2 separate regions of the Mus musculus genome follow, and region 2 is linked to region 1. Evidence: chromatin loops called from intact Hi-C (ENCODE). Cell type or tissue: left cerebral cortex. All regions are shown on one strand. Each heading gives the region's core, and the rest is flanking DNA. Links, peaks and the distances in the headings are about the cores only. Region 1 overlaps Ccdc184 (coiled-coil domain containing 184). Region 2 overlaps Kansl2 (KAT8 regulatory NSL complex subunit 2).

Region 1 (4,385 bases), core at 68-4,067:
TTGAGTTGAAACATCTCGTTACACTTTACTCAATGACTAGTCCCATTTTACAAAAGCCTGATCCTTACTCTTAAAGACTAAGCAAAAACAATGGCCCTTTATCTCTAGAGAGAATATATATTTGCAGGCTTTTGTAATTTCCAATGTGTGTTGCTTCCTGAAATATTCAGCAGTGAGCCCTGCCATGAACCCTGGGTGAGGAACTCCAGCTGAAACTCCCTTACCAGCAGGCTGGAGAAGAGACCTCAGAAGCCAGGGGCAGAGAAGGAAGAAACAGGGGTGAAGGAGTAACCTGTGCAAAAATCTGTTCCGGGTGCAGATAAGAAGGGGATGGGCAGAACAATTGCTCTCTGTGGGAAGGCTGCTCTCTGGACTTGCCAGGTTGCAGGGAGTAACTTAAGGGCTGAGAACCCCTGGAAGACAGTGTGCAGAGCGATAGACCTGGAATCCATGGCTAAAGGCCTCAACCAGAACTTTCTATGGAGTCTAAATGGGCGTTGCCTCAAATGACAGAGAATCTGACCGATAGGGAACAAAAAAGAGAGCTCACCTATGGAAGAAACTGACGGGGATGCCAACAAGCACTGGAAACTTCCTCTCCAATAGCAGATCCAAACAGCCATCTGCTCCATGCACCCAGTGCTGAGAAAGGTCTAGAACCAAAGCCTGAACTGTAATCTTTTTCACTGCCCAAATGTGGTTGATTTCTTTTTCAGGATACTCTCAGGCTCTTTGAGGAGCCAAATTAAAAAAAAAAAAAAAAATAGAGATGGTTTCTATCCAAGGCTTCTTTAAATCAAACCGTCTCAGCGTTAGGTCCTGGCTTTGCCACATTCCAGTCTGTGACCTTGAAGCCTTAAATCTGTTTCTGAGCTGTTATGTAAAAAGTAACAACGCGCTCTCTACCTCATAAAACTGCTGGGAGATAAAAGCGGTGGAGCTCAGTAACTGATCACCGCCTTGGTAATGGATGCTGAACGTTGAAACTGTAGCAGAAGCCTAAGTCCCCATCCTCAGCTGGATGCTCTAGCTGCTCCCCTGGGGGCCCAGCATTCATTACCCAAGGACTGCACACCTCACAGCTTTCTCAGGCATATTATGTATGAATACAGGGTTAGTCCACAGCCTTTATGGCTTGTCTCTACTTCTTAAAATGAAAAGGTCCATGCTATCTTAAGACGCTAACCATGCCCTTTTCCTTAATTCTGTCCTCAAGGGTAAGGGTTCTTTATGTAGGAAAAGATTACATTAAAGGAGTTTACTCAAGAGGCAAAAGCAGATGGATCTCTGTGTGTCAGAGGCCAGTCTGTTCTACATAGTAAGCTCCAGGCTATCCAGACTATGTGGTGAGACCCCGTCTAAAGAAGAACAAGAGGGAAAAAGGAGGGATGGCACAAAGTTGACCTGCAAAATAAAAGCTGGAGAAACGTCTTGATTATAAACATGTGCCACTCTCCCGGGGGACTTGAGTGTCCTCAACACCATGTCCATCAGCTCCCACCTGCCTGAATCCCAGTTTGTCACCCAAGGACTGTATACCTCAAGGCTTCCTCTGGTGTCGTCCCAAACAGTTCTCTCCTGGCTTTTCTGTGGGCACCGTTTGTGCACGTGCGTACACAGAGGCACAAATGCACAGGTACATCAGTAATAAGCATTTAAAACCCGGGGTGGGGAGTTGTCTCTAGACCTTCCCTGGGTTCTGCTTCGCTGGAGGAGTCATCCCCACTCTACCTGGCCAGGAGAACCACCGAGAAGCTAACATTTGCACAAGATGTCCTAGGAGTCATAGTTTTATTCCTAGCATATGCATTGTGAAGAGCAAGTCTTAGGCAGTCAACTCAGTGTTGGAATTAAAAACTCAAACCTGCATCAAACCCTTCAGTGTCCTTTAGCCTTCTCTGTAACAGAAGTAATTTACATCTCTCTCTCTCACTCACACACACACACACACACACACACACACACACACACACACACACACACATCATAGTCGGCTCTCAACCTTTGTTCTGGGGCAGCCTCAGGAAATCTCCATCTCCCGAGGGAGCAGCCTCGAGATGATGTCAGTGTTGACTCCCCGGGGAGTACCTTGCCCACATCTTCCACTAGAGGCCTGAGGCAGTGCCTGTGGTTTCCTTAGTGATGTGTCACTCCACTCCAGAAACCCCGGGCAACCCCTCCAGAACAGTGACTCCCACTCCATCCCTAGAACAGGTGGCATGCCTGCTGTACCAGGGCTCTCACTCAGAAGTCACCCCCATGGCTTGCTTCACTGAAATCTCTTGCAGGTGTGGAGTGCTGGCTACCAAAACCCTTGTTAGCCGGGCCGGGTATTTCCAGGCAGATCTCTGCATTTTCCAGGTCCACATTGGATCAAGGTCCAGGGCAGAAGGGAAAGCAGACAGAGCTGGCAAGCTTGTCCCAACCAGGACAAAGTCAGTTAACTCTTTGGGACTGGAGGCAAGAAGAGAGGAGGGAAGGCATTGGTCCCCTACATTTTCTCCTAAGCCCTGATCCACACAGCAGACCCAGAAGCCCCAGCCTTAAACCCACTTAGTACCAGTCAGCAAGAGGGGAGATGGTGCCTTTTTATTAAGGTTGACATCAAGCAAAGCACTAAGAAAGGATACACAGAGGAGGGAAGGGGCACACACAGTCACCACTTCGGAAGGTAGGAGCACATCAGTTAAGGACACTCAGGACAGCCACATGCTCCGTGCCCTGGGTTGAGGAGTGGGGCATAAAAGGGAAAAGAGCAGAAAGCGCCATGATAGCCTGGGGCTTGCAGACGGGTCTGAAGCCCCCTGAACCTAATACTAGAGCCACAAGCCCTGCCCCTGAGGGCTCACACACTACTACACAAGTGGACACACATAACACAAGACATTATGGAGGCAACACCAGAAAGCAGAGGGTACCGACATATTGACAGGAAAAAAAAAATAATAAAAGGAACTGAAGTTAAGCAGGTATAGCCAGAAAAGACAGCTTGGGGCTGCAGCGCCCCCTCCCCCAAGAGTTCCTCAGATGTCCCCTTAAATCTGGACAGTTGCTGAGCAGTCCTAAGTCTCTGCCTGCGACCTGAGCACTTTGTTCTCTAGGCCCAGGTGAGTGGCCAAGCAATCCCAGGTGAAGTCAGCGACGGGGCAGGCTCGGCTCTGCATGCTCAGTGCCAGAGCTTGAGCTCTTGTGTCTTCATGCACATCAGAGCCAGCTCCTCCCAGCCTAGGGGCCCTGGGAACCCGAGTACCCTGACTCCTAGGGCCGCAGTTCCCTCCTCAAGCTTCCTTTACCCATCAGCAGTTGCAGAGCGATCTGTAAGGGGGAGAGGTTTCCGCAGAGCACTGAATATCTTGGGTTTGGGGAAAAGGGTAAATTTCCTGTTGCCAGAACAGAATACCCCAACTCCTTAATTTCTAGGTAAATAGAGATTATTTGCCAAAGTCCTAGATGACTCCTTTTTCAGAATAGAAAAAGCAGAATTTTATTTACATAATTCAATGGTCCTCCTGTTTCCTAGGAAGAGGGGAAGGGGGCAAGGTAAAGGGATAGATGAGAGTCCAGAGATGGGCACGTCCTTTCTGGGAACCTCACCTTTCTGCAGTTTGCTATGATGCCTGCTTGGGTGGAATTCGCGATGCTTCCAAAGTCCTTGACTCTACAAATCCTTCTGTGAGGGAGTCTCTCTCCCTGACCTATAAGGACCACGTTTGAAGTGAAGAACACTGCACCGCACTGTTCAGTCCCCTCGGGTTAAGCACTTGGAAACCCAAAGCCAGCGCGGGTAGTTGGTTCCCTGGTGGGGTCTCCCTCACAGAGAGGCCTCGCCCTCCAGCTGCAGCAGGGTAATGTCAGGAAGGTCGGGGGGCTCCACAAGTGGCCCATCCTCCCCAAGGAGACCGGGGCTCTCAGAGAGCTCGCAGTGACTGGTGGGTGTGGCGGGGTTAGGTGTCTCTTTCTCCTCTTCGTCCTCGTCTTCATCAGGATCACGACCCAGCAAGCCGCTGTCCTCGATCCCAGGCGAAGGTGTCTCTGGTTCATGGGGAACACTTGGGAAGCTCCCCTTGCCGCCGGCCACGCCCAAGCCTCCCTGGCGGGGCGCAGTGGTCATAATCTGGCACATGGAGACTATAGCCCGCTGGTTGGCGCACACGTCGTCCGACAGAACCTGGATGTGCGAGGCCTGCTCGTCCAGTGCCCCTCGCATGGCCCTCACGTCCTCAAACAGGGCCTGCAGCTGGGCCTTCAGGTGCTCCATCAGTTCCTTCATACCGCCGTTATACTCCCCAGAGATCACGTCCCCCACGGCGGGCACCGTGGACACCTCCAGAGGCGCTGGCATGTCGCCGCCGTCCTTGGTCATGATCTCCAGCAGACTGTCCTCC
Region 2 (4,385 bases), core at 92-4,091, 350 kb before region 1:
CAGAGTCATGCGTCAGGCCCATTGGAGGGAGTCTCTAACCAAAGTGCCTTTATTTATTTTAATAGGGACAGATGCAGGCGGCTGGGGATGGGTGCAGATCCCAGGGAGCTCGAAGTGTAGAGAAAGCAGCATTCCCTCAGCGTGGATTGGCTACTGCGAATGGAAAACCAGAACCCACTTCTATCAGTTGACATTCATTCTGGGAATTGTTTGCCTTTGGATTTGAACTTTCCATTCTTCAGACAAGTGTATCTCTGATCATCTCTCCCTGAACAGGGACAACTCAGACCACATTGCTTCCTTTGGGGCTTTAGAGCGCTATAGACAAACATAATCCAAGTTTGTGTGGAATGAATATTTAGTATATAAGTTTTGGGATTTTTTTTTTTTTCAAGGAAGAATGTGAGGTGATCCCTGCCTTTGGGATACAATGCATATTGGAGACTGCCTGGGAGAGAGACATTCTGTAATGGGACTCCTAAGCCACGGACAGAACCCCACATGGATGTCCAGGCGGGCTGTGCTCGAGACGGTGCTCGGCAGGCGTTGGCCCTTAGTGTCTGGCTAGCTGTATCTAAAGGCCTGTATCTAAGCCTTTCCTCTGCTCTACATAGTTGGGCAATACAAAGCCCATTCGTTTCCTTGTGAACTGTAACTGAGAAAAGCAGCTCACAGGTCTGGGCTCTCCTTACTTAGTTATTCTTGCTTTTAACTTATGTAAGTTCCTGTGGTGACTCCATGTAATATGTAGTGAAATTACTGTATATAGTTTCTATTAAATGTTAAAATGCTATCAAAGTGTAAAGTGATCTGGATCGATTGTGTTCTCGTTGGATTTGAGAATGTTCTGATGGGAAAGGTGTATACTACTTCTATTCTAAGACAGGCACTCTGGAGAAACTCACGACAGAGGTGGTGCTTGGTACCTAGTTCCCAGGGCCAGGTAAACTTGTGTCACTGGAAAGCTAGGGGTTAATTCACTCGAGACCTGGCACAGAGCCTTAGGACCTTGGTTCAACCCCAGCGAGGATGGTGGAGTGGCAAAGCAGACAGTGTGGCGGTGAGGTTTGTGTAAAGCCGCTTCCTAGGGGAGCGTTAGACAGAAATGATGAGCAGTTCCCAGGAAGAAGCTAATAAAACTGCCAAGGAAAGCGGCAAAGCTCCTCCCTGGGGTGGGCAGTCATCCATTTCTCCCTGCAAGGAAGTAGACTAGATCATTCGCTCAGCCCAGACCCCTTTCGGGTGTTGGCTGTTCTCTACTCTTCTGTTGCTTATGACTAAGATGTAAGGTTCCAGAGGGGTTATAGAGCATCATGGCAGGATCAGGAAGCCGTGAGCTCGCATGGGGACTACTAGCATGTGGGACAGCACACGTACAAGACACAAGGTTTATCTCAAAGTCCATCCCCAGTGATCACTTCCTGCAGCATTTCGGTATCACCGAGATATCCCAAAACTGCCACCAGCTGGGTGCCAAGTGTCCAAGTGCCAGAGACTGGCGGGCATTTCTAATTCAAATAATCACATCGGGGTTGGCCAGTGGAAAGCACAAGAGCACGGTACTGGACCGGATTGTCAGAAGGGGAGCTGGTTCAAAGAGCACTGAGGGCAGACCAGAGTACATCTCTTAGAGCCAGGCCAAACTGTAATCCCCCCACTGCTGCGACACGTGGAGGCCCCACAGTGGTACCCCAGAGTGGGAAGGTTGGATGGCTCATGGGAAATACACACTATGATGACTTAGGAGGGATAGTGGCTCCTATGTATGCGAAGAGGAGACTACAACCAGCAAACTGCAAACCACCTCTCAGCAAGTTGTGTAGGGAACACCAGGGTTGTAACTTTTGTGAGTTATCACCATTTTGGGGGGGATGAACCTATCTTTCAGTGATGAACCTGTCTTTGGGTCATCCATATTCCTGTAAACAAGCCAATAAACCCTACAGTTCACTGAATACTTGGACGGAATCATGTTTTTGGTGTGTCATGTGCCAGCCAGGGCTCCCGAGGAAACTCAACATGGCTGCAGTGGCCACTACTAACCACAAGGGGGAGCTAGGGAGATGGGCGCAAATCTTACGGAATATCACTCCTGACTGAGCTGGGGAGACCTAAAACCCTGCTCAGGGCCCTTAAGTAATTAAGAAAACAATACAAGACTGGGAAGCCTTTTGGTCATATACCTTCTTTTCAAAGGCCTGTTTCATTGTAATAGCATGGTGTTTAGAAGCACTCAGAATGTAACAAAGTAGCTGCCACTTTCTCAGATGTAGCTGCTGTGAATCAGCATTTACTTCAGTAAGCTACCTCAGGACAGCCCAAGGTTAGAAAAGTAACTCCCCCCCCCCCCACCATCATGCATTGCTCATTCCTACTGTGCATAGGCAAAAACTTGCTATAATCCCTCTAATTTATAATTTCTGTTCTGCATTACCAAGGCTGTAGCACAGGTCTGTCTAAGCCCACTTGATACTTGGTTAGCCATGCAAGAAAAAGACACCCCACACAAAATACACAAATAAATCCTACACGGTCTTACAAACTATTTTCTTACTTCCCTTCTTCCTTTCCCCACCCCGCCCCCCGTGCTCCCAACACCTCTCCTCTTTTGGTGGAGTCTCAGCCTTGGCTGGCCTAGAACCCTCGGTAGACCAGGCTGCTTCAGACTCGGGTCCTCCCGCCTCTGACTCCCTAGTGCTGGGGTTAAAAGCATACGTTACCATACCTGGCTTTATTTTTTTTTTCTCCTTTTAAAATAAGTTAGTTTGAGCCAGGCATGGTGGCACACGCCTTTAATCCCAGCACTCGGGAGGCAGAGGCAGGTGGATTTCTGAGTTCAAGGCCAGCCTGGTCTACAGAGTGAGTTCCAGGACAGCCAGGGCTACACAGAGAAACCCTGTCTCGAAAAACCAAAAAGTAAAGTTAGTTTGTTGGGCTTAGGGAGTGGCCCAGCAGTTAAGAGCTCAGGCTGCTCTTCCAGAGAACCCAGGTTTGATTCCCAGCCCCTGTCTTCAGACACACCAGAAGAGGGCATCAGATTCCATTACAGATGGTTGTGAGCCACCACGTGGTTGCTGGGTGATGTGTTAGAATAGCAGCTTGCGTCTGAACACAGCACACTAGGCCAAAACAGTCCCACATGTAAGAGGTTTATTGGGAGAGAGAGAGGCAAGGAAGGTGGCGGTGGAAAGAGAAAGGGGGTGGGGGGAGAGGGAGAGAGGGAGAGAGAGAGAGAGAGAGAGGTAGTCACAGGTAAAGGTGGGAGGTGAGCCCAGTGGATTCTGGGAATATGGTGACTGTTGTCTTGGCAACAGGTATGTAGGTTGCACTGTCATTTATGTGATGTCACAGGTTTCCAGAGGTCCTGATGCCAACACTGGGAATTGAACTCAGGAGAGCAGTCAGTGCTCTTAACCGCTGAGCCATCTCTCTAGCCCCGACCAAGTGGATTCTTTTATTTAGACAAAGGGAAGTGGCATGCGTCAGAACCATCTTTATTCCTAGTCACCTTTACTTCACTGGTCTCTGCTCTCTCAGCCTCCGTTTCCTTATAGTCTTCCCTTTCCTGGTCTTGACAATGCCACTCCCACTCCCGGCCCTTTAAGGCTGGCTTTACCCTTCCTTTAGCTCTTTGTATAGCAATATCTTTTCTTTATTTTTCTCTGAGTCTGTCAGTCTTCTGCTAGCAAGGCCATTTCACTCTGCAGGAGTGTTGTTTCTTCCATACCTGCTTCTTTGGACTACAACTGCATTCTCCCTTGATTCTGAGGCAATAGTCAAAAATAAGGCTGAAACAGTGTAGCCTGTAAACACAAACCCCTCATCTGCTCCCGTTCTACCTCCAAGTCAAGGACATAAAGACCCATTAAGTTATTTAGTAAGTTGGAAGTCTAGGCTGGGAAGATGTCGTCCACTCTAACCCTCCAGGCTACTGCTTAGCCACTCGGTTCTTTATCTTCCTTCTGAGCTTCTCCCTGGCTTGCTCTGCTCCACGTGAGTCCCCATGGCGAGTCCCTTGGTGACCTGCTCATCATGACATCTCCTGGACCCTCTGCCTCATGGCCACATCTTGGTCTGTCCACGAGGGCTCTCTAACCTCTTCTCCTCTAGTTAGGGTGTGGCTCAGCCCTTAGCACACACCTTTAATCCCAAACAATGAAAGTAAAGTTGGTTTGTAGAAGGAAGCACCCTTGTTTGAAAGTGGTGTTTAATTGAGTGGCAGACAAAGTGACGAATCAGAGAGATTTGCCAGAATAGAATACGCCCAGCTCTCATGAGAAGAGAAAGGAAAGGGAGGCTACTTCAGAGGAAAGTGCAGAAAAAGGAAAAAGAGGAGGAGGAAGAAGAAGAGGCAGTTTTCCTGGGAGAGCTTTACAGTGACAGGT

The links. A loop is a pair of places that touch in the nucleus more often than their neighbours do. Peaks named below come from ENCODE experiments on the same cell type or tissue, not always from the same donor. Only the 100,000 strongest peaks of a DNase experiment are listed, where the experiment ranks them.
Region 2: it touches region 1 in a loop (2.3-fold over the local background); 1 of 42 quality-filtered maps calls a loop at or near these places.

Annotation. Positions count from the first base shown.
Region 1 is chr15:98,168,318-98,172,702 of GRCm38, reverse strand. Ccdc184 (coiled-coil domain containing 184) reads right to left here. Exons shown (of 1, transcript NM_177716.3): 1 at 2,569-4,385. The coding sequence ends at 3,812. Among named protein-coding and RNA genes, the nearest start is that of Ccdc184, 2.7 kb to the right of the region's middle. In left cerebral cortex, for the core only: a CTCF peak has its summit at 2,116; DNase peaks (open chromatin) are centred at 1,652, 2,165, 2,691, 3,180 and 1 more place; H3K4me3 peaks cover 2,438 bases; H3K27ac peaks cover 2,089 bases.
Region 2 is chr15:98,515,228-98,519,612 of GRCm38, reverse strand. It overlaps Kansl2 (KAT8 regulatory NSL complex subunit 2), which reads left to right. Exons shown (of 10, transcript NM_133714.5): 10 at 66-1,955. The coding sequence ends at 191. Among named protein-coding and RNA genes, the nearest start is that of Snora34, 2.4 kb to the left of the region's middle. In left cerebral cortex, for the core only: a CTCF peak has its summit at 2,042 (motif pointing right); a DNase peak (open chromatin) is centred at 2,038.